Linked DNA regions of Mus musculus: region 1 is linked to region 2. Evidence: chromatin loops called from intact Hi-C (ENCODE). Cell type or tissue: left cerebral cortex. All regions are shown on one strand. Links, peaks and the distances in the headings refer to the core of each region. The heading gives the core; the rest is flanking DNA. Region 1 holds the start of Gm31408 (a long non-coding RNA gene). Region 2 overlaps Arhgap32 (Rho GTPase activating protein 32).

Region 1 (15,484 bases), core at 4,624-12,623, 710 kb before region 2:
TTTTAATATTCTATCTTTATTTAGTGCATTTGCTGTTCTGATTATTATGTGTCAGGAGGAATTTCTTTTCTGGTCCAGTCTATTTGGAGTTCTGTAGGCTTCTTCTATGTTCATGGTCATCTCTTTCTTTAGGTTAGGAAAGTTTTCTTCTATAATTTTGTTGAAGATATTTACTGGCCCTTTAAGTTGAAATCTTCATTCTCATCTATACCTATTATCCTTAGGTTCTGGATTTCCTCGATGTTTTGAATTAGGATCTTTTTACATTTTGCATTTTCTATGATTGTTGAGTCTGTGTTCTCTATGGAATCTTCTGTACCTGAGATTCTCTTTTCCATCTCTTGTATTCTGTTGCTCATGCTCGCATCTATGATTCCTGATTTCTTTCCTAGGGTTTCTATCTCCAGAGTTGCCTCCCTTTGGGTTTTCTTCATTGCTTCTACTTCCATTTTTAAATCTTGGATTTGTTTGTTTGTTTCAATTCCATTACCTGTTTGGTTGTGTTTTTCTGTAATTCTTTAAGGGATTTTTGTGTTTCCTCTTTAAGGACTTCTACCTGTTTAGCAGTGTTTTCCTTCAATTCTTTAAGGACTTCTACCTGTTTTTTAGTGTTCTCCTGTATTTCTTTAAGTGAGTTATTAATGCCCTCCTTAAAATCCTCTACCAGCACAATGAAATATGATTTTAAATCAGAATCTTGCTTTTAGGGTGTGTTGGGGTATCCCTAACTCGCTGTGGTGGGCGTACTGGGTTCTGATAATGCCAAGTGGTTTTGGTTTCTGTTAGTAAAATTCTTATGTTTGCCTTTTGCCATCTGGTAATCTCTGGTGTTAGTTGTTCTAGCTGTGTCTGGCCGGAGCTTGTTCCTCCTGTGATTCTTTAGCCTCTGTCAGCACTCCTTGGAGTCCAACTCTCTCCTGAGTTCCAGTGGTCAGAGCACTCTCTCTAGGCAAACTCTCCTTTGGCAGGGAAGGTGCACAGAAGTCTGGAGCTCAGATCCACCTTCTGAGTCCCGGGGTCAGAGCCCTTCCTGGAGGCCGACTCTCTTCTGTCTGGTAAGGTGCCCAGGGGTCTGGCTCTCAGCTCTGCCTCCTGGCTGAGGATGAAGGCCTGAAGGGATCCTGTCCAAGAAGCTCTGTTGCTTCTGTCACCCATGTGCTCTCCTGTGTAGACTGGTCTCAGTGATCCCAAGATTCTGGGTGTTCTAGGGCCTGCCTTTGTCCTTTGTCCCTGTTCCTGCTAGCACAAGACCCTCTGGGTTTTATGGAACAGATGTTGCATTCCACTCACCAGTGATCTCAAGATCCTGGGTGTACTAGGGTGCCTGCAGTGTGAAGAGTACTCTGAGGACCTTGGGACCCTCCACTGAGTTCTCACCCAAGATGGCACAGGGCTTGGGCTGGCTGGAACAAACCCCAGCCACTGGTTAGGCAGGTGTCCTTTGTCCCTGTTCCTGCTAGCAAAAGACTTTCTGGGTTTTTTGGGAACAGATGTTGTGTTTCACTCAGCATCTGTCTTTATATGTGACTTGATGGCTTCTCTTGCAGCTTTCTATGCACTTTTTAAATTTAACTATACTATGGGTCAGGTGTGTTATTTTCTGGTTTTATTTCTTTTGTGTTTCATATTCTTCCTGTATCTGGATGGGCATTTAAAATCTATATTTGGAAATTTATCTGCTATGATTTTGTTAAAAATGTTCTCTATTTCTTTAGCATAGCATTATTCTCCACTTATGCCCATGGCTTAAAGATTTGGTTTTTCATATTGTCCCATAGACCTTGAATGTTCCATTTGTACCTTCTTATTAATTTGTTTTGCTATCGACTTATTATTCCAATTCCCTTACCTAGTCCTCAAGGCTTGCTGTTCGGCTTTCCCTGTCACCCATTTTGTGGGAGAGGCTTTCATGAGCTTTTTATTTGACTTGTTGAATTTTTACTCCCAGGATCTCCTTGTTTAGTTATGCTTTCATATCTCTTTGTGTAGACTTCTTTATTTCATTCAGTTGTATGTGAGAAAGAGAGGGAAGAGAGGTTGAGAAAGAGGGGAAACAGGGAGGAGAGGAGAGGGGAGAGAGAGGATAAAGGAGAGGGAGGAAAGGGGAGAGAGAATATGAGAGAGAGAGAGAGAGAGAGAGAGAGAGAGAGCGCTCTTCTTAACCCAGAAGCTCTCTATTTCAGCAGACTGAGCAGCCCAAGCCTCTCAGGCACACCCCCTCCCCCCCAGGGATGGACTTAAGAGGCAGGAGCTGAAACTCCTGCTCTTGTAGAGTTATAGGAATCCAAACACAGGCTCTCATGCTTCTACAGCAAGCACCTCATTCGCAGAAACATGCCACATCCCTATGCCCTGAATTTTAAAAAAAGTTTTCTTTTAGTGGGAGTGGTGTGCTGTGTGCTAGAGGGGCTGGGCAATAGTAGAGTTTCCACCACCTCCTCCTCTGCTGGCTTGATGTGGTACCACAGTCTATTCAGTACTCCTCTCAGAGCAGAACACTGGCCAGGATCCCAGATGCCCATCATAGCTCTGGACTTTCCTTTGTGATGTTGGACCATCAATGCTGGTCAGACCTTGGGTGGTTCTTTGCGGGCTGTGTTGTAAACACTATTCTTGCCTGCAGGCTTTCCTTTAGGAGGCTTGATTACAGAAGCTAGTCTGGACTGTGGGAGGTGCTTCTCAGATCCAGTTGCATATGCAGGCATCCACACCCCTGGGGACTTCTTCAAAAGAAGGAGTCCAGTTCTGAATCCTAGTCCAGCCCTTGTGAGATCCTTCCTAGGATCTGGTGTGCTGCTCAGAACCTGTGTTTATGTCCCCTGTAGACGCTGGCTATGATTACATTGCCACCTTTCTGAATACTGTACATTCTGATTCAAAGTTTCATCCCTATTGTCTAGAGGTGTGCTGTTGGCCAGATTTCAGAATATGGGCCCCTGACAGTCTGAATTTCCCATGAGTGTGGTTCACAGACCTTCTTGTGTCACTGAACCAGCAAACCAGAAGCTTTGTCGTTGTTCTTTGCTTCTTGAGGTAGGGTCCCACCATATAGCTCTCGCTGGCCCGGAACTTGCTATGTAGATCAGGCTGGCTTTGAACTCATACAGAGATCTGTCTCAGCAAGTGTCTTTAAAAAGTTTCTACGATTAAAGCTGGTCACAGTGGTGCATACCTTTAATCCCAGCACTGAGATCAAAGTTGGATCTCTGTGAGTTCAAGGCCAGCCTGGTCTACAAATCAAGTCTAGGATAGTTAGGGCTCTGCTACACGGAGAAAGCCAGTTTTGAAAAGCCAAAACCAAACCAGACCAGACCAAACCAAACCAAACCAAACCAAACCAAACCAACCAAACCAAACCAAAAGGAAAAAAAAATGTTCCTCTGTTGAATTTACTGCAGCATCTCCACATGTTCTCTGTAGTAACTAATGTGCTAATTTACATCCCAACACACACACACACACACACACACACACACACACACACACACACACACACTTGCGTGTATACCTGTGACAGCCAGAAGAAGGTGTGAGGTTCCCTGGAGCTAGAGATGCAGGTGGTTGAGAGCCTTCCAAAGTGTGTGCTAGGAACTGAACTCAGGTCCTCTACTAAACCACTGAGCCATCTTGCCAGCTTCTAGATTAAAATATTTTTCATAACCTGCCCAGTCCAGTTAGGGCTGCCTATATTGGGCAACCTACCAATGTCTGTTCCCCAGGAAAAGTGGCCACCTCTCCCTCAGCAGCCCTCAGCAGCCCTCAGCTGCCATGGGTGCTGTAGCTAGGGGTGGGGGTTGGGAATTTTCCCCCTCCATGGTAGAATTTTAAAAGTTATTTTATTTATTTTAAAACTTTATGTATTTAATGTATGAGTGCTCTGCTGCATGTACACCCACATGCCAGAAGAGGGCATCAGATCCCCTGATATGTTCGTGAGCCACCATGTGGTTACTGGGATTTGAACTCAGGACCTCTGGAAGAGCAACCAGTCCTCTTAACTGCTGCACTATCTCTCTAGTCCCTATTCATTTACTTTAATTTTATTTGCATGGACATTTTGCACACAGGTATCCTGGTGCATGCCTGGTACCTGCCCGTAAAGAGTATCTGACCCCTTAGAAGGAAGTGACAGATGGTCGTGAGCTGCCATGTAGGTGCTGGGCATTGAACCCAGGTCCTCTGAAATAGCAGCCAGTGATTGTAACTGCTGAGCCATCTATCCAGCCACCTTCATGATGGGAGTTTTAGCTCTTTGGATCCCGTGGAGGTCTTGTGTGGGCAGCCACCTCTGCTGTGAGTTCATGTAGCAGCCATGCCATGTGCAGAGGCTAGCCTGTCTCAGCACTCCTCCTTAGCCTCCATCCTGCACTTTCTGCTCCCCTTTCCTGAAAGGGGATAGAGCTGATATTATTGTTCCATTTATGGCTGAGTACTAGCAATGTCATACCACATTGCACCAGTAGAACATCTTGTCTGGCAGGTCATTATTGGAGCGTGAAGGATCCAGTGCTGGGTAGTCACCTATGTGGGCTGCCATGTGGGTGTTGGGAATCAAACCCAGGTCCTCTGAAACAGCAACTGGGGCTTTTAGCTACAGAGCCATCCCTCCAACCCCAAGAAAATGCTCTTTAAACGACATAAAAAAAAACACCATTAATATTCCCAACAACCCACACCTTTATCTATCCCTTCCCTGCCTCTCCCCCCACTACCCTACTTCATACTCCTTCACTCACTACCCCTGCCCCAAGGCTTCCCTCCAACCTACGCTCACCTCCCAGCCTTTCTCCTCCTTCCGGGTTCCCTGCACCAACACTGAGTACATAGCTGAAACAGCTCAGGTCTTGGGTCCTCTAAACTCCTTCAACTCGGTCTCTCATGACTTCCTACCTGCCCCAAGCTCCTGAAAGACCCGGGTCTTATGTGTTTAGCCTGGAATATGTGTGAAAAATTAGGGAACTAGTAAAGAACTGGTGGGAGTACGTTCAGGGAGTAGGGATAGTAGACTACAGGATAGTAGACTACAGGTGAGGTTGCAGGAAGAGGGGGAGAATGTTGGAGACAGGAAGGCTCAAGCAGGTAGTGGTGTGATGGGGATCCAGGAACAGGGGGGTAGGGAAGGCTTAGCCAAATGAAGGGTTCATGAAGAAGCTACCTGGAAATCTGTCATTATTAAGTCAAGTTAGAAACGTAATAAAAGGCGATAGTGGATCACATGATATGAAAGACTAGGGGTGCAGAATACGGGGAGCTAGCCAGGCAGTGGTGGCACACGCCTTTAATCCCAGCACTTGGGAGGCAGAGGCAGGCGAATTTCTGAGTTCGAGGCCAGCCTGGTCTACAAAGTGAGTTCTAGGACAGCCAGGGCTATATGGAGAAACCCTGTCTCAAAAGTACCAAAAAAAAAAAAAAAAAAAAAAAAAACACCAAAAAACCAACCAAACAAACAAACAAAAAAACCCACCACCACCACCACCACCACCAAAAAAACAAAACCAAAACCAAAACCAAAACAAAAAACAACCAACCAACCAACCAAACCAAACCAAACCAAACCAAAACAGAAAAAGAAAAAAAAAAAAAAAGATGGCAGACAAGTGTAGGGAGTGGACGTGAGGGACGTGGTGATCTGGATTCCGTCTCATCAGGTGACCTCCTACTACTGTTAGCAGCTTCATAGGTGGTCACAGTATCACAGGTTCACTGTCTTTTATACCCTGTTCTCTTGCAGAGTCTCGAGCCTGTCTGAAGTCTGTAAGCAGTGTTTCTGGGACCCCTGGGGGAACATTTTTCATGCTGTGTGTCAGAATGCACAGCTCTTGGGCACCAGTGCTGTGTCACTCTATGGGTGTGTGGAGCCTCTGGCTCACTGAGGTTACAGTCTGCGAATGGAGTTCCCGGGAAGAGGTATGCCTGTCCTGGAAGGCCAGACAAGCTGAGGCTTCCATTCTGCCATGGGCTCTGCATGCAGTCAACTTGTATTTCTGTTTAAAGAGCTCTGGCAGAACATTCCCTGACTCCCCTAGCAAAGACACAGAGCGTATCACCAACATGCCATACCTGGAATTCCTGCATGGTATTCGGCCTCAATTTAAGCACAGATTCCTGTTTCATCTGAAGCCTGGCTGGCCCTCCTGGGAAAAGAGCTAGCCTATCTCTGGCCCTTGTCTATCTTACCTGCCTTTTGCCTCACTGCCAAGGCCTGTCCTTGCCAACCTGTAGTGCTAATTACTCTCTTATCAGATGGCTAAGAAGAGCCGTTTCTAGTTTCCTCCTTTTAGGAGCTATGCTTTTCAAGCTACACCGAAGACAAACACCATGTCTTGAAGTTCCAAGGCTAATAAGGGAAAAGCAACCCCATCTTCTTAGGCCATGGACCCTGCCCCAGATGCGCCAGCTCCCATTCCCAGAGAGCAGCTTATCTGCCCAGAATCCTCAGGTGTTTCTAGTTTGATTTCTATTGCTGTGACAAATACTATGGCCAAAAATAATAGGGAAGAAAGAATCTATTTGGCTTACACTTCCAGTTTATAGTTGGTCATTGAGGAAAGTTGGGGGAACCTGATAGAAGGCTCATTCACAGGCTGTGTTTCTGTTTCTTTAAAGAAAGATTAATTTGTTTGCATTGAGTGCATGTGTGTGTATGTGTGTTTATGTGTGTTTATATGTGTGTCTGTGTGTATATGTGTATATGTGTGTTTATATGTGTGTGTATGTGTGTTTATGTGTATGTGTGTTTGTATGTGTGTATATGTGTGTGTATGTGTGTATATGTGTGTTTATATGTGTGTGTATTTGTGTTTATATGTGTGTGTGTGTGACCACATAAGTGCCTGGTGACTGTAGAGGCCAGAAAAAGTCATCAGATCCCCTGAAGCTGGAGCTAAGGGCAGTTGTGAGATGTCCAGTAAGGGTCCTGGACACTAAACTCAGTCCTCTGTAAGAGTAGCAAGTAGCCTTAACCTCTGAGCCATGTCTTCAGTTCCTTAGTTAGCTGTCTTGTCACTCCCAGGGCCATCTGCCTAGGGGTGTAACTGTTTATAGTGGGCTGGGAATCCTGTATAAATTTGTAATTATGACAACCCCAGTCCCCAGATGTGCTCACAGGCCATTCTGATCTATGGAATTCCTCTATGGAGCCTTTCTTCTCAGATGAATTTAGCTTATGTCAAGCTGACAATCAAAGTGAATGAGGGCACCAGGAGTCAACCCCCTCTAGACTGGTGTGTTGAATAAAGATGCAGTATCGATACACCCAGAGAAACAGAAGCAGTAAAGCATCTATATGTACATGTTCAGTTGCCCCTTTGCTTCTGTGGCTCTGGAGTCAACAGACCATGGACCCGAAGTATTTGAAATAAATCATATTTGTATTGAACATGCACAGCCTGCTCTCCTTGCCGTTATCCTCTAAACGATTCAGTGTAAAAACTACTTAATAGCATTTACACTGTATTAGGTGTTGTATTACAGTACAAGACTATCTGATAGCATTCGCATTGCATTAGATAATTCAGAGATGAAGTTCATGGGAAGCAGGCACAGACCGCATGCAACCAACAGAAGGGACCTGAGCGTCTCTGGATTTGGGTAACCATATTGGTAGAGGGTCCTGGGACTAATTTCTCCTTCATATTGATGGATGGCTCTGTGTGGTTTGAGTGTGTGTGTGTGTCAAAATATTTTGAGAACTTGGCTTCCAAATTTGTCGGGGTGAGAGTCAGGGTGGACTCTAGGGAGGGCTGATCTTGCAGATGGAGTCTGGAGGCTACCCGGGAGGAGAATACTCTGCCTTGAGGCAGGACCTGCAGCTGTTCTTGCAGAAGACCAGGGTTCAGTTCCGCTCCCACATGGTAGCTCACAGCCATCCTTAACACCAGTCTCAGTACCGGTATCACACACCCTCCTCTGGCCTCTGCAGGCACCAGCCACACATACAGTGCCCATCCATACATGCAGCTAAGACGAGTCTCATGCACAGAAACCAAGAATAATTAACATATTATTATTATTATTATTATTATTATTATTAGATTGCAGAAGGTTCTGTAATGGCCTGTAGTCCTCACTAAGGGAAGGGTAACCATCCATAGCTTGTGCAGCAACTATATGACAGAAGTTTGTTTCAAGGCCTTGTGCCCAAGGGGCAGATCATCTTTTGGAGGAGGGTCGGACTCAATCATTCTACAGAGAGGAAAGGATACTTTTCAAAAAAAATACTTTACAGAGTTCTTGTTTTTCATTTGACAAACCCATGTCAGAAATAGTTCACAGCTTCAACAACACCCACTCCCCATTTCTGGGTGAATTTTTTGTTGTTGTAATTTAAAGCCTATTTATTATACCAACTTACTTTATAATATTTGATTTTATCTTATGTGTATTATTTTATTTAAGCTTTGGTTCAGTACTGTAAGTAAACACAAAACCTTCTTTACAGATAAAAAAAAAATCCCCAAAGTTTTGCCGTATTAACTTTCCTAAGCTCAAAAAGTTACGACCAGATTTCAGTCGTTTAACTTGAGAATCCACGTTTTGTTCGTGGCTACGCGAGGTTCGACGTTTATACCTCAGTATGAGACGGAACACACATTATTAAAGAGTTGCGTTTTATTTTCACCCTTGTTTTGTTTCACAGGTACTTAATGAAAGGGAGCAAATTGAATTTCGTTGGCAAGGCTGCAATATGTTATGAACTGTAGATGGTGCTGTTTACACACTTTTGTAATGGGAAACACCTCCTATGACCACCAGGGGGTGCTTGTTGCGCCGGAATAATTAGTTGCTACATCTTGAAGGACCAGGAAATGAAAGCCAGCATATTCCTTCCTCTGTACAGGCGCACACAGCTTCATCTCCCGGGACTCCAAACAGCTAGGTTCCTAAGCGCGTAGGTTTAGTCCACGAGGCACTTCTTACAGCCTGTGCTTGGCTCTCCTGCAGCAGCCAGTGGGAAGCGCAAGAGAGCCTTCATCCCTTCATTCCCTGGTCCTCTGAGGTATGTCTTTGATCCCACACACCCCAGTTCAAGATCATTTCACAATGGTATCATATCCTAGCTTCTTAGTCTTTTTCCATTCTCAGAGGTGAGAGAGGGTGCCAGACCTTGGAAAAGCAGGCATGAAGGGCGTTCCGAAGAAGCTAAGCACAATGAACAACGGGGGCGTCTCCACTCCACCCTGGGATTTGTCTGTCAGTGCAAGACTGCAGCTGAGATGCAGAGATGTAGCCTCTGAACACGCCATCCAGGGCTAGCATGAATTGCTCGCATTGTTTAGATAAACGTGGGATACAGTATGCTAAGCGAAGTAAATTAGCAACAGAAAGTCATAGCTTGCTTGAATCCACTTACCTCAGTGAGGTGTAGGCTGCACTGGCCTCAGTGGACGCTGGAAGCCTATGAAACGAAACGTAAAATTCAGGACATTTTCCCTAAAGCTGTCTTCCATCTGGGTCTGGGTGGAGATAGGCTGAGAGCATCCTCCTTTTTCAAGCCACTCTAGCTAGGAGCCAGGGAGTATGCAGGAGGCCCTCTATTTACCTCCATAGGTATGTGACCAGGAAGCTAATTTCCCAAGGGCAAGAGAAAAGAAGTGGGGGAAATTCTTCAAACAGGAATAGATGTGAACTGGGTCAGAGTAAGTCTGTTTGAATGCTAGAGAAGGATTGCTGAATGGAGAAGAGTCTACACAAGCGCTACCTTTTAAATAGGCTTATTGCAGTGTAACTGATATAAAAACTTGCACATAGTTCTGTGAGCTTGGACATTTGTTACATATGAACCATCTCTGCAGTCAAGGTAAATGCCACGTCCACCATCTCCCCAAGTTCCCTTATGCTTGTCATTTTTGTGTGTGTGATAAAAACACTAAGATGAGATCCACTCTTTTAACATGTTTTTGAGTGCACAGGACCATATCTTAAAACCTTAGGCATTACAGGTGGACAGATATCCAGCCCTTACCCATCTTCTGTAACTGTATACAACCTTACACTTGTTGGTAAGTCCCCACTTCCGTTTTCCAAAGGCTCCAGTGGCCACGATTTTATTTTCTGCTTTCACATGATGGACAGCCAGAGACACCTTCCATAAACCGAGTCCCATAGCCACTGTCCTCCATGGCTAAATCACATCGTATAGCAGACGTGTCACGCGTGATAGGATTTCTTTCCAGAATATACCTGTCCAGGTCTCTGCCCCTTTTGTAGAGAGATTGAAGAAGGGCAGGAAGGAGGAAAACGCAATAGTCACAGACTCGCTCTCTGACACCTTTTGAAGCATGTGTGGACCCTGACAACATCCTGGGCTATAGAGCCAGAAGAACAGAGTACTGGCAGGTAGCTTCAGTGCTCACTGGGGCTGCTTCTCAGTCATGGAGTGTGGGCAGGAAAGCCAACCCTGTAAGTTTGTTGAGAATACCTTACTGTACTGTACTATACTATACTATTCTGCTACAGAGTGGATATGGATATATACCTTCACTTCAAAGTCACATCTGTCCCATGCATCTGAAACTTATACTGTATGCACTTATTCTTCTGTCATCTGGCTAGATCTGCCTACAAATTCTCTTTTCCCCAAGGCTCGCTCACCTTAACATTTGTCTTTAGTACACAACTGAAGAGCAAAACCTAGCCCACAGCAGACACACCTCACTCCACGGGTATTTGCTGAGTGGGGTGGAGGGAGGATAAAAACGCACATCATTTCATATTTTTGAGCTGTATTGACATCTTATTAGAATAAAGCAATTGGTTTGACTCCTTTCTGTTTTACACACACACACACACACACACACACACACACACACACATGCACACACACGGTTGCTATTTAATAAAACCATCCCTCCTTTCCCTACCAGAAGTTCTACTGGCGTTGTGTGTTTCAAACACTCTTCGTCCCATCCTTCTTTTTCCCTCTTACTATTTTTGTCTGCCTTCTTCGTCTGGAGGCAGGGTTTAGTCATATGGTCCAGGCTTGTCTTGAACTCATGACCCCCCTGCATTACCTTCCCCAGTGCTGGGGTTATAGACACATCCCACCACACCTACCAACAGGTTGATTCTTGCAGAGTGGTGGATTCGGGTGACTTCGGTTGCATTTGTAGGTCTGAGATTCTGGTACCTCAAATATCTTCTTTTAAGTTAGCGCTGCAAAAAATGTCAAAACAAGCTTTCAGTGAGAAGGGACACAGACAGCGGGATACTTAACGTGGGGTGCTTAGCTTGCCTAGGTCACAGAGAGTTCTCTTGTCAAGTGGGTTCACAGCTTGCCTGGAGGTCCACCCCAACAAGCAATTCGAAAGCTCAGGCTTTCTGGTCTGGGGATATACTCCATGGGCACATGCACACTTCCTATCTGTCTCACACCTTTTTCCAATTCATGCAGTGGCAGAGGAAAACTTGTACTAACTTGTCAGTAACGGGGGTGGGTGGGGTGGGGGACACAGAGCTGAGCTCAGTGGCAGGCAGACTGTCCTCATGGTGGCTGGGCCATGAGAACAGACTTGGGTAGAGTGTCTTTCTTTTTGAAAGTAAGTGTCCGTGTTCTTCCCCTGAGATTTTTTGTCCCCATTACTTTTTACTCACAAGGGACAGCTTTCCCTCTGCAGCAGTCGGACACATGGCAGAGCATGGGCTGGAAGTTTACTGGGTTCAAATCCTGGCCTTGACTTTTGGCTGAGGCATGACATTAAGAAGTTCACTTTATGCCCGCAGTTAAATCACCTCTTTTGTAACACAGGTCACCTCAAGAGATGGTTGTGAAATGAGATAAGTGGCTCGGGTGCTTCCAACAGCACTTGGCAGTTTTAGGCAAGAGCTCAGCCATCAGGGAGTTGCTGGTCACCTCTGCTTCTCCTCTCCCAGCCTTTGATACAGTTTCTATTTATCTTAAGAGCATGGAGATCTACTGCTGTCACAGTGATACCCAGGGAGATACTGACCAAGATGAGGTATGGTCTCTGTTCTCAAGGATTTGTGATAAGATGTGGAGCCAGAGGCCAAATGCTTAAGCTAAAGAAGAAGGTAGACTGGGGCAGCATGGGATGCTACGTCAGCACCTTAGAGCATGGCGGGCAGCGGCCAGCTAGAGAAGGAAGGTACCGAGAAAAAGTCAGAACTTGATGTGCCACCAAAAGGAGGCGGGATGTGGAGGACAGATTTACGACTTTTCCACCCTGGCCCGCTTTTACTTCTGTGTCAATATGGCAAGCACAGCTTCTACCACTGAGCTCCAGGGTGTGTCTCATAGGTAGATCCTGTGTGAGCTTAGGCCATCACTACCCTTTTAACTGCAAGCAAAGAGGCCAAGGGTCAGGGGCTGTCTCATTCTACTGAGTAACTCTTGCCAGAGCAAATGTAGGATGGCTTCCCCTTCCCCAAGTCTGCAATGCCTCTTCTGTCCCATAGCTGCAGAGGACTTGAGTGAGGTTAAACTCCATTCCCCGGAGCTGGTCTTGCCTCTCCTCAGAAGTCTATGAAGTACAAGGCACTATACATATGCCAGCCTGATAGCAAATAGACACTTGTCTCCAGACCTCAGAGAGAGAGGATTGGTACTTCAGAAGACACACCACTGTTGTATATTGTTGTATGGGACTTCCCCTGGGGATACCCAACACATACATTTACTTACCTAAATAGGGAGCTCGTGACAGACCGAGGTACTGAAGTCCAGCTTGGTCAACCAATGAGTTTTATTGGGGTCACGTAGAAAAGTATGGGCGAGGGCTTACTTACAAGGAGCAGAAATGATTCAGACAGCTGCATCGCCAAGGCCCACCCCAGCATGGGTGACAACTCACACAGCTGGGACCCTGGAGCACACTGAGGACTTTACAGGCAGCTCAACAGGTTGGAGAGGGCTCTTTCCAGGTGCCTCAGCTGGCCGAGCCTCTTCCAGGAAGACACTCTGATCTTGGTTTCTTCTCGAAAGTTGGGCTGGTCTCTGCTTCTCCAGATGGGTCTGGGATTGGCCGAGAGTGACTCTCAATAATCTCTACTGTTTACATATCTGGTTGGGGTAGTGAATCTGGTCAGTTTCAGGGACTTCCTGAAGCTGTTTTGAGATGTTAACCTTTTGTCTTGAAGAACTTCCCTTTAGACTGAGTGTTTCAATCTTGGGAGAAACTGCTCCAGGGTATGCACCCCACTGCCATAAACACACAGCCCTGGAATTTTCTTCTCTTGGCTCTGCCTTTAGCTTTGAAGTGGGCTCAAGCAAAGTGGAGTGAATTTAGATGCCTTTTATAGGTTTTGGCCTCACTGGTACAGTATGGAACCAGGGCAGAGGCTCTGTGGGCTCATACTTGATGGCTTAGAGAAGTTTCCTGGGATAGGACCTTGTACTTTGCAGTTCCGAGTTAGCGGGCTTTGAAAGGGCCAAGCAAGTGCGTGATTTCAGTGAGAAACTGATGGAGAGACAGGAGCCAAGGATGATATCTGTCCCATGACTTTCCTAGGGGGGTATAAAGAAATATCTATTTGCCCTAGATAGGAGAGTACTGACAGACTAAAGAAAGAACAGACTAAAGAAAGCACAGCTTAGTAAACCAATGAGTTATTGGAATAACTTTAAAGAGGATGAGTGTCTCAAAGCCTCCATACCACAAGAAGTGCTGTGAGCAATGTATGGGTATCCACCACTGAAGAGTCTCCTGTGTGACATATGGGTAGCTAGCTATACAACTAAGGAGTCCTCCTGGGTGATGTCTGGGAAGCTACACTACTGGAGAGTTCAACCATAGTGATTGTCTGCCTCTTTGTAACCTAGGAGAAGGAAGGAATATGTGGGGATTTTGTGAAGGCTTTGGAGCCCTGACTCTGATCCTGAGAGACTTACGCAGGTCATCCAAGCTGCTCGGATTCAGGAAGGCCACGGTCAAGCCCTTCCCGGAGGAAACAGCTACCCAACAGCACCTGAAGCAGGGGTGGGCAGGTAGGCGTGTCTCACTCATGATCTTACCGGGGAGGATATAAAATTGAGGAAACCCACTGCCACCACAGGCTCACAAATGCCTAGGCAGAGAATTTAAGCTCGGCCGACAGGAGACTTCCAACCCACTGTAGGATGTTGAAGCTGCTGTTCTTAAGGAAAGATAACATTGAACCAACCTGCTCTACTCAGACCATGTTCATTTTGATTGAGATTTGGCTATAGGGATTCTGTGTATAATTCTATCTGAAAGTTGGCTACTTTTAAAGGAAGTTGGAGAAAGTCGCTAACCCAGAGACAAAGCCTCAGACCTTGGCAGCCCTCAGGCTCCCCGGGGAGCCAGCATGCTCGGAGCTGTGTTTGGACGTGGTCAGTCAGCCAGCCTGTGCATGTCTTCCGGCTCTCCGTGTCCTTTTCTCACTTTAAGCCTGTTGCTCTTTCAGTTTTGATTCAGATTCATTTGAAACTTGCAGGAGAACTTTGAAGCTTTCTTTGCAAAAGTGCACTCAGGCACGTTCAATCTCAGTGGAAACCACCCGGACACTTGGTGTTCCTGCCTCTTTTAATTAATTAATTAATTTATTTTTTGTTGAAGTCTCTGCAGTACCCCTGGTCGTGTTCTTTCAACACCCCTCAGCTAGACTCTGAGCTGCTTGAGTGCAGTATGGTAGAATGCAGATTTTCTGTTCATTTTCAGTATCTGCTCCTCTGTATTTCTGTAATATCGCTGTGTCAGCAGAGTTCACACAATTTTAAGCATTCTTTGCATGTGGATCCTGGACTTTCCTGATAAGAACACGAGGTCGGGTATAGGGTTTTCCACATGGGGCATCATGGTAATGTTTGGGGTTTGGATTATAGAGCATTTGATATTTTGGAATTTTGTGTTGGGGCTTCTCAGCATTCCTCTTTCCAACAAATTAACTATTTCAATCTGGGCCGCGTGTTGCATAGTTAGACTTGCTAATTCTAAATATGTTCCCATCCCTAGCTTGTGCTACTGCTGAGGTACCTGGCTGCCAGCTCCGGAAAATATATCCTATAGACCATGCACGGCCTCATTTTAGGCTTTCTGTCCCATTAGGTAGAGAGGCCTTCTTACCTGTTTTAGAGTTCATGCTACAGCGTGTGGCTTGGTAGCTTGTGGTGACTCACGATTTGACAACTGCCAATGGCTTGTGGCTTAGATTTCCTTTATCAGAGGAGATCTGAGGAAGGTAATGGAGACAGCGGGCCAGAAAGAAGAGTTCATCCCAAAGCGTTGCTCGATACCGACTCAGTCTCACAAGACATCAAAATAAAGTTTTGAGGAAAAATTAACAGACTGGCAAGAGGACATCTTGGCTGCAAAGGACGTTTTAGCCACACTAGGCTTCAACTCCCCTGGAGTATTTCTTAGAACAACTGCCAGACAGGACCAGTCTCTCGGCAGCTGTCACCCACTTATTAGGGGGACTCTGCAGAGGCCAAGAGAGAGGGAGGGGCACTAAAAATGGGAAAATAAATTCGTGCTTACGGCCAGTGCATTTCTGCGATGCCAAGGTG
Region 2 (15,484 bases), core at 4,713-12,712:
TGGCAGCCTTTAACACTGTGGTAGTTTCCCTTTCAACCAGATGTGGTTTCAGCAGCATTTGCATGTGGGATAGAAGATCATGGATTGCAATTTTGAAATATGGAAGGCATATTTTTATGTTTTTAGTGATCACATGGGGAGTGTTTGGCTTTCCGTATAGGGTAACATAAGCTACCTTTTCATTCTAATTTTTTTTCCCAATTTCCCACTAGGAGCAGTTACCCATGACCCCCCTCAGGATCCCGTTCCTGTCAGTTCAGTCTCTCTTATCCCACCACCACCGCCTCCGAAAAATGTCGCCCGAATGTTGGCACTAGCGTTAGCTGAGTCTGCACAGCAAGCCTCAAGTCAGACACTGAAGAGACCAGGGGCTTCCCAGGCTGGGTGCACTAGTTATGGAGACACGGCAGTCGTTCCATCTGAAGAGAAGCTGCCTAGTTCCTACTCTAGCCTTACTCTAGATAAAACCTGTTTCCAAACGGACCGGCCAGCAGAGCAGTTCCACCCGCAGATCAATGGACTCGGAAACTGTAACCAGCCTCTCCCTGAGGCAGCAGCTATGGGAGGTCCCACCCAGTCCAACACAACTGACTCTGGGGAGCAACTCCACCAAGTAGACTTAATAGGGAATTCGCTACATCGAAACCATATATCTGGGGATCCAGAAAAGGCTAGAAGCACTTCAGCTCCCTTAACAGACTCAGAGAAGTCTGATGATCATGGAAGTTTCCCTGAAGACCACGCTGGGAAGAGCAGCGTGTCCACTGTCTCCTTTTTGGAGCAGGACCAGTCTCCACTCCATTTCTCCTGTGGAGATCAGCCCCTCTCTTACCTTGGTACCAGTGTGGATAAACCCCACCATTCCTCAGAACTTACAGACAAATCTCCCATGCCTTCTACTTTGCCTAGGGACAAAGCCCACCACCCTCTCTCTGGGTCCCCTGAAGAGAATTCCAGCACAGCCACCATGGCTTACATGATGGCAACTCCAGCAAGAGCGGAACCGAGCAACAGCGAGGCCAGCAGGGTCCTGGCTGAGCAGCCCTCGGCTGCTGATTTTGTGGCTGCCACCCTTCAGCGCACGCACAGAACTAATCGGCCCCTCCCTCCACCTCCTTCCCAGAGGCCTGCAGAGCAGCCACCAGTTGTGGGGCAGGTACAAGAAGCACCAAGTATAGGATTAAATAATTCCCACAAGGTAAGCTAGAGAGGAAGTCAGTGAAGTAGTATACTTTTCCCAAGGTATGCCATTCGGTAGGATGTATTATCTTTTAGTCAGATGCGTGTCAGTCAGGTGGCAGATTTCCATGGAATCTGCCATTTGAAGCAGGCGGTCTCTGCCTGTGCCTGGCTATTGGCTTTGTGTAATGACAGAGCAGCCCCTGGTGACTGCAGCTTAACTATCCTTGCTGCTTCTCCTTCCTTCCTGAAGCACTGAGCTCTTTCACGGGGACACACTGACAGAATGAGGCAGAGGGAGCCCAGGGCTGCAGTAGTGATTGTCTTTTCCAGCTGCCTCACTGTTCAGGTGACTGAGAGTGAGTCATGTGACCACCTTGTGACTACCCAACCCTTGATGTCTGTATTGAAGGTACTTCATCTCCAGGGCTTTCAGAGGTCTAAGGAGTGATGATATCTGGAGTTCTTGTTATTTCCCTGCTGTGAGCAGCTGTGTTGCATAGTTCAAATGCCTGCGTTGGGGGGGTGGGAGTGCTAGATACAGAGTGCCAAAGAGTTTTCCTAATTCCTACAGGTTTTGTGGTAACCTTAACCAAAAGGAGTTAAAATTCTGGCCCTTCCTGGAGGGTACTAGCTGTAGAACTTACCTCTCAGGGACAACATATTTTATCTGTGGGCCCACTGACAGGATGGACAAAACGCAGAGGCAGTAAGCCCTCACATGCTGCCACTGCAGACAAGTCACTTTGAAACTCTTCCCTGTATCTGGAAGTTTAAAACTGCTTGCTACATGGAACTGAGTCACTCTGAAACTCCTGCCAGCTGATAAAATCAGCTGCTTTCATTAAATAAAATCTTCTTGGTGCTGAGACCAATAGGTAGGATGTTTATTTTTTTTAGGCCCAGCACTGGTTTTTTTGCCTAATCCTGTCATTGGTTCTGCACATTAAGATACCATTGTAGGCAGTCTCTCTTCACATTTCAACCCTAGCAGGAGTTAGCAAACACTACACATGTCTCCATAGGTAATAGCGTACTGTGTAGACACACACATACTCTTTTTTGGGGGGCTATGGGTCAGGTTCAGTGTAACTGAAGAGCTTGGACAAAGTTTGAGCTGTCACCCAAATAGCCTGGGTTTGCCCCTTATAAATGTATTAGCATTTAGCTTTGAGGGGTTGGTGTTAAACAACAGACTCTTAACATCGCTGTCTTCCCACAGGTCCAGGGAACGGCTCCAGCTCCCGAGAGGCCACCTGAGTCTCGGGCCATGGGTGACCCCGCACCCATCTTCCTCAGTGATGGCACTGCTGCTGCCCAGTGTCCCATGGGCGCCTCTGCTCCTCAGCCTGGACTGCCTGAGAAGGTTCGGGAAAGCAGCAGGGCTCCACCACTCCACTTACGTGCTGAGTCTTTTCCTGGCCATTCCTGTGGCTTTGCTGCCCCAGTTCCCCCAACACGGACAATGGAGAGCAAGATGGCTGCTGCCTTGCACTCCAGCGCTGCAGATGCCACCAGCAGTTCAAATTACCACTCCTTTGTCCCTTCGTCAGCCTCAGTGGATGATGTGATGCCCGTGCCACTCCCCGTCTCACAGCCTAAGCATGCTTCTCAGAAGATAGCCTATTCCTCCTTTGCTAGGCCTGATGTCACCGCAGAGCCCTTTGGTCCAGAAAACTGTTTGCATTTCAATATGACTCCAAACTGCCAGTTTCGCCCCCAGAGTGTTCCTCCACACCACAATAAGTTGGAGCCACATCAGGTATATGGTGCCCGGTCAGAGCCACCAGCCTCCATGGGTCCTCGTTATAACACCTATGTGGCGCCGGGAAGAAACATGTCTGGACACCACTCCAAGCCGTGTAGTCGGGTTGAGTATGTCTCTTCTCTGGGCTCCTCGGTTAGGAATCCTTGTTGCCCTGAAGACATTCTACCTTACCCTACCATCCGGAGGGTACAGTCCCTCCATGCACCCCCACCTTCCATGATCCGCTCTGTTCCCATTTCACGGACAGAAGTTCCCCCAGATGATGAACCAGCCTACTGCCCAAGACCAGTCTACCAGTATAAGCCATACCAGTCCTCCCAGGCCCGCTCAGACTATCACGTAACTCAGCTTCAGCCTTACTTTGAGAATGGACGGGTCCATTATCGCTATAGTCCGTACTCCAGCTCCTCCAGCTCCTATTACAGTCCTGAGGGGGCCTTGTGTGATGTCGATGCCTATGGCACAGTCCAGCTGCGGCCCCTCCACCGCCTGTCCAGTCGGGACTTTGCTTTCTACAATCCAAGGCTACAAGGAAAGAACGTGTACAACTATGCTGGTTTGCCTCCACGCCCACGGGCCAATGCAACTGGCTATTTCTCTGGTAATGACCATAATGTAGTCACTATGCCCCCCACTGCTGACGGAAAGCACACCTACACCTCATGGGACCTTGAGGACATGGAAAAATACCGCATGCAGTCCATCCGCCGAGAGAGCCGAGCACGGCAGAAGGTAAAAGGGCCTATCATGTCGCAGTATGACAACATGACACCAGCTGTGCAAGAAGACTTGGGAGGGATCTATGTCATCCATCTGCGCAGCAAATCAGATCCTGGGAAAACTGGACTTCTCTCTGTGGCAGAGGGGAAAGAGGGACGGCACCCAGCCAAGGCTGTCAGTCCTGAGGGGGACGAGCGTTTCTACAGGAAGCACCCAGAGTCCGAATTTGACAGAGCCCACCATCATGGAGGGTATGGCAGCACACAGGCAGAAAAGCCATCCCTCCCGCAGAAGCAAAGCAGCCTTAGGAACAGAAAGCTTCACGATATGGGTTGTAGCCTCCCAGAGCACAGGGCGCATCAGGAAGCAAGCCATAGGCAATTATGTGAATCAAAAAATGGACCACCTTATCCCCAGGGAGCTGGCCAGTTAGATTATGGGTCCAAAGGGATGCCAGACACTTCTGAGCCAAGCAACTACCATAACTCTGGGAAATATATGACATCAGGGCAGGGGTCTCTAACCCTGAACCACAAGGAAGTGAGGCTTCCCAAAGATCTGGACAGACCTCGAGCCAGGCAGCCACCTGGCCCTGAGAAACACTCCAGAGACTGCTACAAGGAGGAGGAACACTTCTCTCAGTCTATGGTCCCACCCCCCAAACCAGAGAGGAGTCACAGCCTAAAACTTCACCATACCCAGAACCTGGAGAGGGACCCCAGCGTGCTATACCAGTATCAGACACACAGCAAGCGCCAGAGCAGCATGACTGTTGTGTCCCAGTATGATAACCTGGAGGATTACCACTCCCTGCCCCAGCACCAGCGAGGAGGCTTTGGAGGGGCGGGCATGGGGGCCTATGTGCCCTCTGGCTTTGTCCATCCACAGAGCAGGACATACGCCACAGCATTGGGTCAGGGGGCCTTCCTGCCCACAGAGTTGTCCTTGCCACATCCCGACACGCAGATCCATGCAGAATGAGCCCCGGGAGCAATAGAGTTGAAGCAGCCTCTGCTGGACAGTGGACTGTTCTATTTTTTTTCCAATAACCAAAAAGATTTAAGAAAGAAAAAAAAGCTACAAACCCCTTGGCCACATGAAAGAAGTATAATAAAAGCAAATCACCACCTTCCCCTCCCACTCATTACCGCCTTATCCATCACAGGCTGTGCTGTTTGTCCTTACAGAGAGCTGGATGATGTAAAGTGCTGTGCTGAAAGCCTAGTAAAGAAGTTCTCGCCGGCCGTAGACCCTACTTGCTCTATAGGGCTGATCTCTAGGACCCCAAGGACTGCCTTTAACCCACTGAATTTAACTTTGCCCTTCCTTCTTAGCACTTGCAACCTAGCTCAGAGCAGTTTGCCTCTATTTCCTGGTGGGCTTCCGCATTTCTTGTTGTGTTCCCACTCCCCTGTCCAGGGCCGTGTAGCCTGCCCAGGTGGACTCTCCACTCTTTTCTGCTTTCATTATCCCTCTCCACAAAGGAGTCTAGTATTCTAAATTAGAGAGGAGAAAAACTCCCTGATCCTTGAGCTACGTCACTTAGACTGCTAGTGGATTAAAAGGTAAAGGAATTAGGATTTTCAGCATTTAGTGCCACATCACTGTAAGTAGCAGGTCCAATGTGAGCCATATTCCGCACTGTCAATAATTGTTCTCTTGACAGGGTGGGAGCTCCTAAGGAGCTTTCTTTGAAAGATGAAGTTCATATGTATTGTCAGTGAACTCTGCTAACATAGAGCATCAGTAGTGCTTCCAGTGTGCTACCAGCCTGCATGGCCCACAACAAGATCCGCACACTTTAGTGCCAGTACAGAATCATCCACAGTGTTCTCCTTAAGAAAGGACAGCGTGTCTAACTACAGAAATCCGTTTTCTAGGGATAGAAATGTACACACTATTATGTTTCTGACCTAGAGTACAGATCCCCTGGGAATTTGTAGGATCCCTAGAAGTTGTCTGTTAGGCAACTGTACATTGTTCGTTGTTCCTCAGTACACAGTCCGTCTCATCCACTGGCATTCTGGGGGTCGCGTGGTTTGGCTCCCCTCATTGTGCGGTCACAGGCTTGCTGCATTTGTCACCGACACCAGCATTTCAGAATAGTTCTTTCTAACTCTCTAGACGTGTTAAACATGTGAATGCCCAGGACTTTGTTTTGAAAGTTGCATTCCTTACTGGGTTTGGGATGTGGCACCTCTGGCCCAGCTTCCCTCTGGTTTTCTCGGCCCATCTCACCCTAGACAGTGGAGACTGGTCAGGCAGTCCTGTGTTTAGATTGAGTTAGATTGGCATTTCATTCCATAAATCATGATGATACTTGAGTTTTGTACATTTGTATCTTTTAAATACTCCGTAGGAGACACAGGAGATTTCATTCCATTTACTGGATGGTTGCTGCTCTGGCTTTTTTGGATTAGAGTATCTTTTATTTAGAGCAAAGGAAGAAATCTTTCAAGAGGCTAAAGTCCTGCTGCTGTGACTGCTGTGAATTTGTGAAAGATTAGGTTTATGGCAGTCTTTGTAATTAAATCATATAGTTGCATTTTAAGGTTATATATTTAGAATTAAAGTTTTAAGAACATGCTCATATTTGGAGATAGTCTACGAGGTTTTCTTTATTTCCCAGATTGACCAGAGAGTAACAATGAAGTCCAAAGCAGATATCTGGAAACACCAATACATGCAAAGGTCTATGAGAACTTGGGCATCTGCATTAAAAGTGCAGACCTGACTATCAGAGTGTCCGGAAACCTGATGGGTGCCGCCACGTGGCATACAGATGTGTAGATGTGTTGGCAGACACCTTTTTTAAAATTTTTTTGTAGCCTTAGTCATCTTTTTTGTCAAGGAGGCAACTCATTGGCCTCTGGAAGACTACACCAGCCCTGAACACTATCCTTAGCAGCACAGATGGAGGGATAGAGGCCAGTGCCACAGTGAGTGAGACAAGTTGCTTCTGTAACTTCAGGCCTTGCCTGAAGAGAAGTGCTACAAGGTCCAGGCCAATTTTGATATTTGTGGATTAGTTTGTCACACGTAGTGTTTGCTCCTGAAACTAAAGTCTCTTTTATAAATACTAAGGTTGATTCCTTAGAACAACTTCTTTATTAATAACATCCTTTGGGTTCAGAAATGTCAGAAAAAGTATTTTAAAGATAGAATCATAATTCAGATTATTGGTATAATTATGAAAACAAACTTTAGATGAAGTCTAAAGTGATTTACTGTATGTAGCACCAGCCTTAACTTTGGATTCAGCTATTGAACAGCTTTGCCCACATGTTTCTCTAATTCTGTGGGGGCAGAAATCGGATGGCAAATCACTGTGAGCCAGGTTACCTCAGTGTCGTCCGCCTCGTGTGTGACCTCACAAACACAGGAACTGAATGTTATTTTCAAGTGTTGGCATGGAGCGTTATGGTCATGGAAGTGGAACTGCCTTACACATTAAACATAATCTCACCCCACTAGAACTTTTTCAGCCATGTCTCCAGATTTTAGCTTTTGGGCGAAATTCCACGGTTTGGTTAGATTGAAGTAGATGTTCCTAGATAGCAGTCTAGGAGCTCAGCTAGAAGCTCCAGGGGCATCCATCATGTTCTTACTATTACTAATAAATCTAATCTGAGCCTTATTTCTTACTGAGTTCAGTTTCTTTTAAAACATACATTTATGTATTTTAAATGCTGTTTGGAGAAGTCCCTGAGACAGTTCCAAGGGCAGGGCCTGCACATTTCTTACAATGGTAAAACAGTTTTTAAAATGTAGGGTCAGGTTTAAAAAAAAAATCCCAAGACTAATTCTGTGCAGAGGAGGGACGTGGAAGGTGAGCAGAGCAGGAGAGCCGGTTGTCAGTTTGGAAGCAGCAGTGAATTCAGAGAAGGTTCCTGTAAAGTCCATTTCTCTGTTCCAGCCCTATTGGTCACCCATTCAGTATGATGGCAAAGTGTCACCTGAGCAGAGAGTGCAAGAAAGTAATAAAGAAAGCTGAAGTATGTCAGAAAGTTACTTCCAAATGGTTAGAGGCATGTGATCGTCAGTACTGTGTGTTACGGAAATGTCAAGAATGAAGTATTTTAATGTATGCAAGATAATGTTGGTGTGCACAGAGGGTCTTTTCCTTATCTGATTAGTACTGTTAATGTTCAGAGATTTAAAAAAAAATGATTGTTTTTACAGTTTAGATTCTGAGATAGCGAAACCTGATTTTCAACCATGCCCTGCATGAGAGACGCATCCTAGGAAGTCTTAGATCATACCTTTGAGTTCTTTAATTTATAGAGTGTTTTTTATGTTTTAATATTTTTGTGAACTGGTGTAAATTGTTAATGCATATAAGCTTGTGTATTTTTGTAAATAGTTTTGTGATTTACTTCTTGCCCCCTGTGTAAATATTTACAGTCTCATTTCTTCCAAACTTATTTGAAACTGAGTTGTGGGTTTGGGGTTTTGTTTGTTTCCTTGTTTGTTTGGCTGGGGTGGGTGGGTGGGGGAAAAGGGATTTTTGTACTTGAGATGGAGATATCTTGTGGTTTAAAGCAAATGTCCCACTGAAAGCAATTCCAATATCAACAGAATTATTTCAGGTTAAAGCAGACTTTGTGTATGTGTTTCCTTTTTGATGAAGTATGGATTAAGATGAACTAGATGGGAGTTGTGATGGAGTGTTTGGATTAGGTGTTCATATCACATGGCCTGTTAGGTCATACCGTGTGTCCACTGAGCTATAGTGTGCTATCTGGCTACATTCCTCTCAGCTCACACACTCATCTTTAGAGCATAGGCCTTCTATCTGTTCTGGAACATCTAAGCAGACAGTGTCCTAGGGCTTCTCTAACGGATCTGCTGTCTTCTGCTGCCTGGTACCCAGAATGCAGTCCTCAGGAAACTCAACTGGCTTCAAAGAATCCTCCAAAGGGGGCGTTGGAATGAAAAACACATGCCTTCAGATACTTACAACACATCTCAGACATCCTGTTTTCAGAGTGAAGTAGCCAGAAAATAACCAGCCTTCTAGACTCAGTTCCCTGTGGCAAAGCTGGGCATGGCACACCCAGTGGAAGCAGGCTTTCAGTGAAGTGGCTTGCTGTAGATGTGAGTCATGCAGTTGTCTAACTGGCCGATGCCATTTCACTGTCAGCAAGAGTTGGGAGAAAGGGGACCTTAATAGCTAACTCCCAGAGATGAGTCTTCTCCTGTGGGCTGTAAGTTCAAATCATTTTTGAGAGCCTGGTGGAGCTCTGTCCCTTCTGCCCAGCACTGAGGAGTTTCCTGTATGGTCTGGGTGCCCCTGGCAATCCACTCATGCTGTGTATGCTGGAACAACCCTGCTCCAAATGAAGCAGACCTGAGTAGTGTTTCCATGGAAAAAGGTCAACAGAGATGACAGAAAGACAGGCTGGACGCTCACACTGCATGTTCTTAGTGTCTGTCATTCCAATTATTTTATTACCAAGTTTCCTTGGTACTGATGAAAATGCAGGACTTACCTCACCAAAATGTATGTCTGTCAGGACTTGATGGTAAATTGCAGTGTCAGTGTTTGAATTTGTAGTCATTTGTGTTGCTCTATAAAAAGGTAGTTTACTGTGCTGCTAATTACTCACTGCAGAAGAACCCAGTGTATGTGCAAGCACCAATATTAAGACCCTTGGTCATACTTTTCCATGTTGTGAGAACATGCCTCCTAAAAAAAACAAGACTTAATTTTTCTATTTTAAATATCATTGCTTCATATTCTCTCTCTCTCCCCCCCCCTCTCTCTCTCTCTGTGTGTGTGTGTGTGTGTGTGTGTGTGTGTGTGCATATGTACGTACCACAGCGCATCACAGGTATAGAGGAGGTCAGTTCTTTGCTTCAGTCTTGGGAATTCCAGGGGTCAAGCTTGTCAGACCTGACAGCAAACTCTTAGCCTGCTAAGACATCTGAGCAGCCCTATTTTAAACTATAAACTATGGTTCTGGTATACTTCAAAACAAATTATTCCACTATGATGCAGTGGTAAGTTTGGGATCCCTTAAGACAGTTGGAATCTGAAATGTCCCGATGTTTGTAAAGGCAAAGGGCTTTAGTCGCCAGCTGTGGCACTTCACTATTGAGTGGTGGTGAATGAAGTCTTGAAGAGATGGGGCCAAGTGGGAGGAAGTTTGGAATGTGAGGGTGCCATGTGGTTGGAGACTCTGCATTGCCCCTGTTCATGGATAGAAAAATCCTAGATAGTGACTAGAGGTGGGCTAAGCGAACAGGCAAAACTCTGATGTTCATGGACCGTACAGCCCGACTAAACAGTTGAGTCCCAGGTTCAGTGAGAATGTCTCAAAAGGTGGAGAGTGACCCAAGAAAGCACCTATCACTGACCTCTGACCTCTGACTTACACACATGCCCACATACATCCTAGTCCATAAAGAACATTTGACACCCACATTTAAGAACAAGGATTTTGCAGATTCATTCAACTAATGTTTTTATACACATCAATTAAAAGAAAAAGCCTGAAGTTTCTCAGCTAGTAGTTCCCAAAATGTCTGACCCATAATAATCACCTAGAAAGCAGGAGCGACTAGGGTTGTGACCACATAGGTCTGGAGTCAGCCTCAGGAACCTAGAGTGTTGGTGGCCTCTCAGTGGGGTTCTGGGGTCAAGGCTGAGTGCTGATGAAGGCAGCCTAGTTCATAGGTTGACTCTCATTACAGGAACTTGGGTCTAGTTCATTTAACGCTATCACTTCTTGGCTTACACCTTGGTTTCCCATCGCTTTAGGAATACTGAGTGCTAGAGTTTAGACTTGAGATGTTCTCTAAAGGCCCACATGTACTTGGTCTCCAGCCTACTTTCTTATTAGTCAGTGGTGGGACCTTTAAGAAATGGGCCTTTATGGAAGGAAGTTCACTAGGAATGTTTGAGAAGAGTATTGGGATACCTGCTCTTCTTTTTGCTACCTGGCCACCAGTGAGACTAACAGACTTCTTCACCCACACAATCCCATCATGGTGTACTATGGTGCTACAGCCCCATGTCTAGATGGGAATAGTAATGTGTAGTAGCTACCAACAGTTTCGGTAAGGACTGAGTTACACGTGCCTCCTTAAAAGGCATAGTTGGAGAGCAAGTGACAAATGGGCCAGAGTTCACCAAAACAGTGAAACGCCACACAGCCACTAAAAGGAGGAGCATCCTATGCTAACAGTTGCTTGTGAGGCTTTAATTCATTTCAGTTGTATTCATTTACAGTTTATTTTATGTCAGTCATAAAAGAAAGAGACTGCTGTGCTGTGCTGTGCTCAATGGGTGAAGTGCTGGCTGCACAAACCCGAGGCCCCCAGTCTGCATCCCCAGCACCCGTGTAAAAAGCTGTGCATGCAGGGAGTTCCTGTAATCCTCACGGAGGGAGGAGGCAGGAAGATTCACAGAGGCATTGCCTGGTTAACCAGTCTAACCAAAATTGTAAGCTCCAGGATCGATGGGAGATCCTGTCTCAGAAAACGAGGCGGAGAGTGATAGATCAATCTAATGTTAGTTTCAGGCCTCCACATACACCCACATAGACAGGCATATATGCGTACACACACACACAGATGCAATTCAAAAGGAAGAGCCAAGTGGTGGTATAATCCTGAAATTCAAGAGCTTGAGAAGCAGAAACAGGTAAATCTCTGAGTCTAAGGCCAGGTTAGTCTACAGAGTAAACATTAGGCCCAGCAGAGCTATATACTAAGACCCTGTCTGTAAATTAAGTAAGTAAGTAAGTAAGTAAGTAAGCAAGTAAAATTATTGCTGTTATTTTTGCATGGCTAATAAACTTTTTAAGAAAGGGGTTCTGGTGTTAGATGTCAAGGCATAATTTAGTAAAGAGACATCACATTGAGTCTCTAAACAATATAATTGCTTACTACAAGGTCTTAATAAATGCCAAAAATACTTTTTTTTAAAAAAAAAAAAAGCTTTCCAGTGAAACCTTTATTTCCTTATTGATCATGCGACTCTTGAACAGTGTCCACGTTCTGTGTCAGAGCTGTGTTTTCTGTATCTGAAAACGGTCCCAGGGACCTCAGAGCCATGACTTTTTTTTTTCTGCAGGCATCTGTGTGGTTGTACTCCATTTTTGGATCCATTGCTCATAGGCTCACCAGTCATAACACAAGACAGAATGAGTTTGTGGATTGCTGGGCAAAAAATGCTAGGGAGAAAAGTGTGTCTGTGTGTATGTAAACATGCTAGAAAGAGATGGCTCTGCCTTCCTCTCCATACTGAGTTAATAAAACTTGGTGAATGATTAGCGTGTTTCCTATTATCCTTAGATGTGCATATATTCTTCCAGATTTTACCAGAGTTAATAACGAGTGCTTGTCCAAAGAACAGTATGCACTAATAGTGTTGAAAGTGCTAACAGCACTAACAGCTTAGTGATCAGTTCGTATGTACAAAGCTGTCTTAAATATCTTGCATACATTAGTATTAACTCATCAATCTTTCTGATCAGTTTTGTGAGCTGGAATTCTTCAGCACTATGAACACAAAGGAGCTGAGACCAGATAGTGTAAATAATATACCTGGACTCATTCAACTGACGTTCAATGGGAGTCAACCCTAGGTTTTTGAGTCCAGGGCCTGCAGTTTTTCTCTATCTCACGTCTGGCCCAATGTGTGTCTTCAAACACCAGGAAACCATGATACAGGAGTGCCTGGGTGACTGATGCTACTGGTAACTGCAGGGAATACCATCCCTACCCCTGAGTTAACATAAACTAGGTTTTTGCAATAAGTAATGGCATCAAAATCTCAGTGTCTTTAACACACATGCACTCATACACACGAGTGTGTGCACATGTACGCACACACACAGAGGCTTCTTTTTTGCTGTGGATGCCAGTGATTGGGTAAAAGTTCCCCGTGCAGGCCCTAATCCCTTATATCTACTTTCATCCTTGGAATCATAATTCCTGAGCCAGGGTGTAAGGAGCTGAATGTGGGAGAACATGGTGTGAGTCGTTAAAATGAAACTTGCCCTGATGAAAATAGCAGAATGGGAAAAGTGCTTGCCATGCAAGTGTGAGAATTTAATTCTGAATACATAGAACTCATATACAGCACATCTGTAATCCCAGAGCTTCTATGGCAAGATTAACTGAGACAGGAGAATATCCAGAAGGCCATGGACCAGCTAGCCTGGTATATGCAAGAGCGAAGAACAGAGACCATGTCCTAAACTAGGTGGAAGTCAAGGATCAGCACCCAACATTGTCCTCTGACTTTCATAAGCATGTTGTGCTAGACATGTGACCACACATATGTACAAATGCATCCCACAAGCAAAGTAAGGTGAGCCATTCTTGTTCCCATTCGTTGGGAATGTACCCTGGGAAGGTCACTAGACCTTGAGCTTGGCACAACACATGGCTCTGTCACCTTTCATCCAATTCCACTCGACTCATCCTCCCACTGAATTCTGGAACTGGAAACACAACATCATGCAGAACACTGTTTTGACATCCTGCTAGCAAAGACCAGTGATTAAAACCCAAGACAGCCTACAGGAGTAATAAGGCTTTGAGAAAGAAAAAAAAAGAGGCAGAATAGGTTAGAGATAGCAATGTATTCACCAGTGTTGTTGCTCATGGTGGTTCCCTCTCCCTCCCTCTCCCTCTCCCCCCCTCCCCCTCCCCCCTCCCCCTCTCTCTCACACTTTTGCACTGGCTCAAACCCAGTTTCTGGGGGCTGGAGAGATGGTTCAGCAGTTAAGAGTTCTAGCTGCTCTTCCAGTGAGCACACATGTGGTGGTTCACAACAAAAGTGCCAGGGCAGCCAATACTTTCTTCTGGTTTCCTCAAGCACGTCATACATGTAGGAAAAACATCCATACACATTAGAAAAGAAGGTCAGCCTTATATTTACAGCTTTCTGACCATATACTGGAGGTAGAGGGGCCTTTGGAAGTGACAATGATGTCTTCCTCCAGCCCCGGGGAAATGGAGGAAAGCGTAGCAAATCTTTCCTGAGAGTTGGCCTGAAAGCCAAGTGTGACCACCTTCCCTCTGGCATGTCACTGCAGTCTCATGGGCCCCGTTGCTCTTCCATAAACATGTCAGTTTACTTCCACTCAGTCTTAGCACAGGTTCAAACCCAGATGTTCAGTTCCTTGCTCTTTCATTTCATCATTGCCTTGGAAATGGCTTCCTCAGTCATCCTATCTAAAATGCTCTACTGCACTCTCAAACCCTGATTGGCTATTATCTCAATTTATGTATTATCTTACTCATCTGGAATGTGGACTCTAGAAGGCAGGACTTCTGTCTCCTGTTCCTTTTAGTATTCCATTCTAGTGCTTTAAGCAGTAGTCTGGTATAGTCCCTACAATTATTGGAAGTATGATCAGGTCCATTGCAAAGCATTAAGAAGATGCTCAAGAGTCCTTCATCTTGGCCAGGTGGGAGACAGCAGACCATTGTCCATGGAAAGAATGAATCTTGTTTGTTTTGTGTCCATGTGCTATCAAGAGCTCATCATAAAACTGAATGGAGTGTCTGGAAAGTTAGAAAGACAGGTTGCTTGGAGGTGAGACAGACCTTCTCTCAATACACACCCCCTACAAATCATTTCTGAATATAGACAGTGAAGAGGAAAAAGATCTCTTTTTTTTCCCTAGGCATAGCAACTTCGAGAGAAGAACAAAACAAAACAAAACAAAACAAAACAAAACAAAACAAAACAGGGCTTAGATAGTTTCAGCAAACATAAAACCAATATGCCAAGAAATGACGACATTTAGATAAATGAGAATTAGTTCCTGAATGATCTACTTTATCAGAGCTCCATTGGTGCTGCACCTTGTGAGGTAAATCTCCAGGTACCCCAAGACCTACAAGAAATTTCTGAAAGTTATTGTCCTGACTGTGGTTCATAGTTTCCTGGAACTGCTAGCAAGTCCGTTACTGTCCTTATAAGTTCTTCGTAATACTGCTTACTTAATTGTGGTGGGAAATTGGTCTCTTCTATTAGCACTTATAACTATTAGGAGGCTGAAAGGTATGATTTTCTGACTCTTCAAAGAAGCTAAACATGCAAGGAGTGGCTTCCACGAAGCCAGGAAAAGGCTCCCAATACTGAGCTCAGAATCACAGGTGAGTGGGCCAGGACAGTGCCTGGTTCTATTACAGTTTAAAGGTTATCTTAGTTCTCTGGACTGAGTCCCACTTTAGTTTAGAGAATGTGGCTGACTGTGTCCAGAAAAGTTTAGAGAATGTGGCTGACTGTGGTCCAGACAGGTTTCCTACCTTCATGCCTCCTCCATCCCTTAGCAGCACACTCAGCTCCCCTGTGACCCCCACCCCAGGAAAAATAGACTTGAGAAGGTGGGATATGCTATTCATGGTGTATATACAGCTCTTAGAACAAAAGGATTGTGCCTTTGTATGAGGGACGACCCTCAATGGTAGAAGCAATCAGACGTGTCTTTTCAAACTGCGGTTATTGCTCAGGGACACAGTGCTTACCGGCAGCATACACAGGCCACAGAGGTAGCTTCTTGTCCAGCAAGGGTGTTGTAGGAGAGACTAAAACACTAACTGGGTAACTGAATCAAACTTTTCATGCCTCCTACATCTCATGGGATGTGTAGAATCCTAGACTTACATCAGTGTCTCCTAAAGGTTATTTGAGAGCTGTCTGCTGGATGGTGAATGCTACTGTGCCCTCTCCTGGAGAATTCTTCCTCTTTATTTTATCCTCAAACACACACACTAAATCCAAGCTCACTGGTATGGCCCAGAGAATCTGCCTCTGATTCATTGTCTTTGAGATTTCTGATTCACAAGTCA

The links. Peaks named below come from ENCODE experiments on the same cell type or tissue, not always from the same donor. Only the 100,000 strongest peaks of a DNase experiment are listed, where the experiment ranks them.
Region 1: it touches region 2 in a loop (3-fold over the local background); 3 of 42 quality-filtered maps call a loop at or near these places.

The regions. Positions count from the first base shown.
Region 1 is chr9:31,550,912-31,566,395 of GRCm38, forward strand. Gm31408 (a long non-coding RNA gene) reads left to right here and starts at 8,787. Exons shown (of 4, transcript XR_379214.3): 1 at 8,787-8,998; 2 at 13,778-13,942. In left cerebral cortex, for the core only: a CTCF peak has its summit at 8,734 (motif pointing right); DNase peaks (open chromatin) are centred at 8,788 and 9,165; H3K4me3 peaks cover 529 bases; H3K27ac peaks cover 746 bases.
Region 2 is chr9:32,256,501-32,271,984 of GRCm38, forward strand. Arhgap32 (Rho GTPase activating protein 32) reads left to right here. Exons shown (of 23, transcript NM_001370958.1): 22 at 213-1,198; 23 at 2,402-8,265. The coding sequence ends at 4,648. Among named protein-coding and RNA genes, the nearest start is that of Kcnj5, 80 kb to the right of the region's middle. In left cerebral cortex, for the core only: a CTCF peak has its summit at 8,594; DNase peaks (open chromatin) are centred at 8,774, 11,114, 11,780, 12,382 and 1 more place.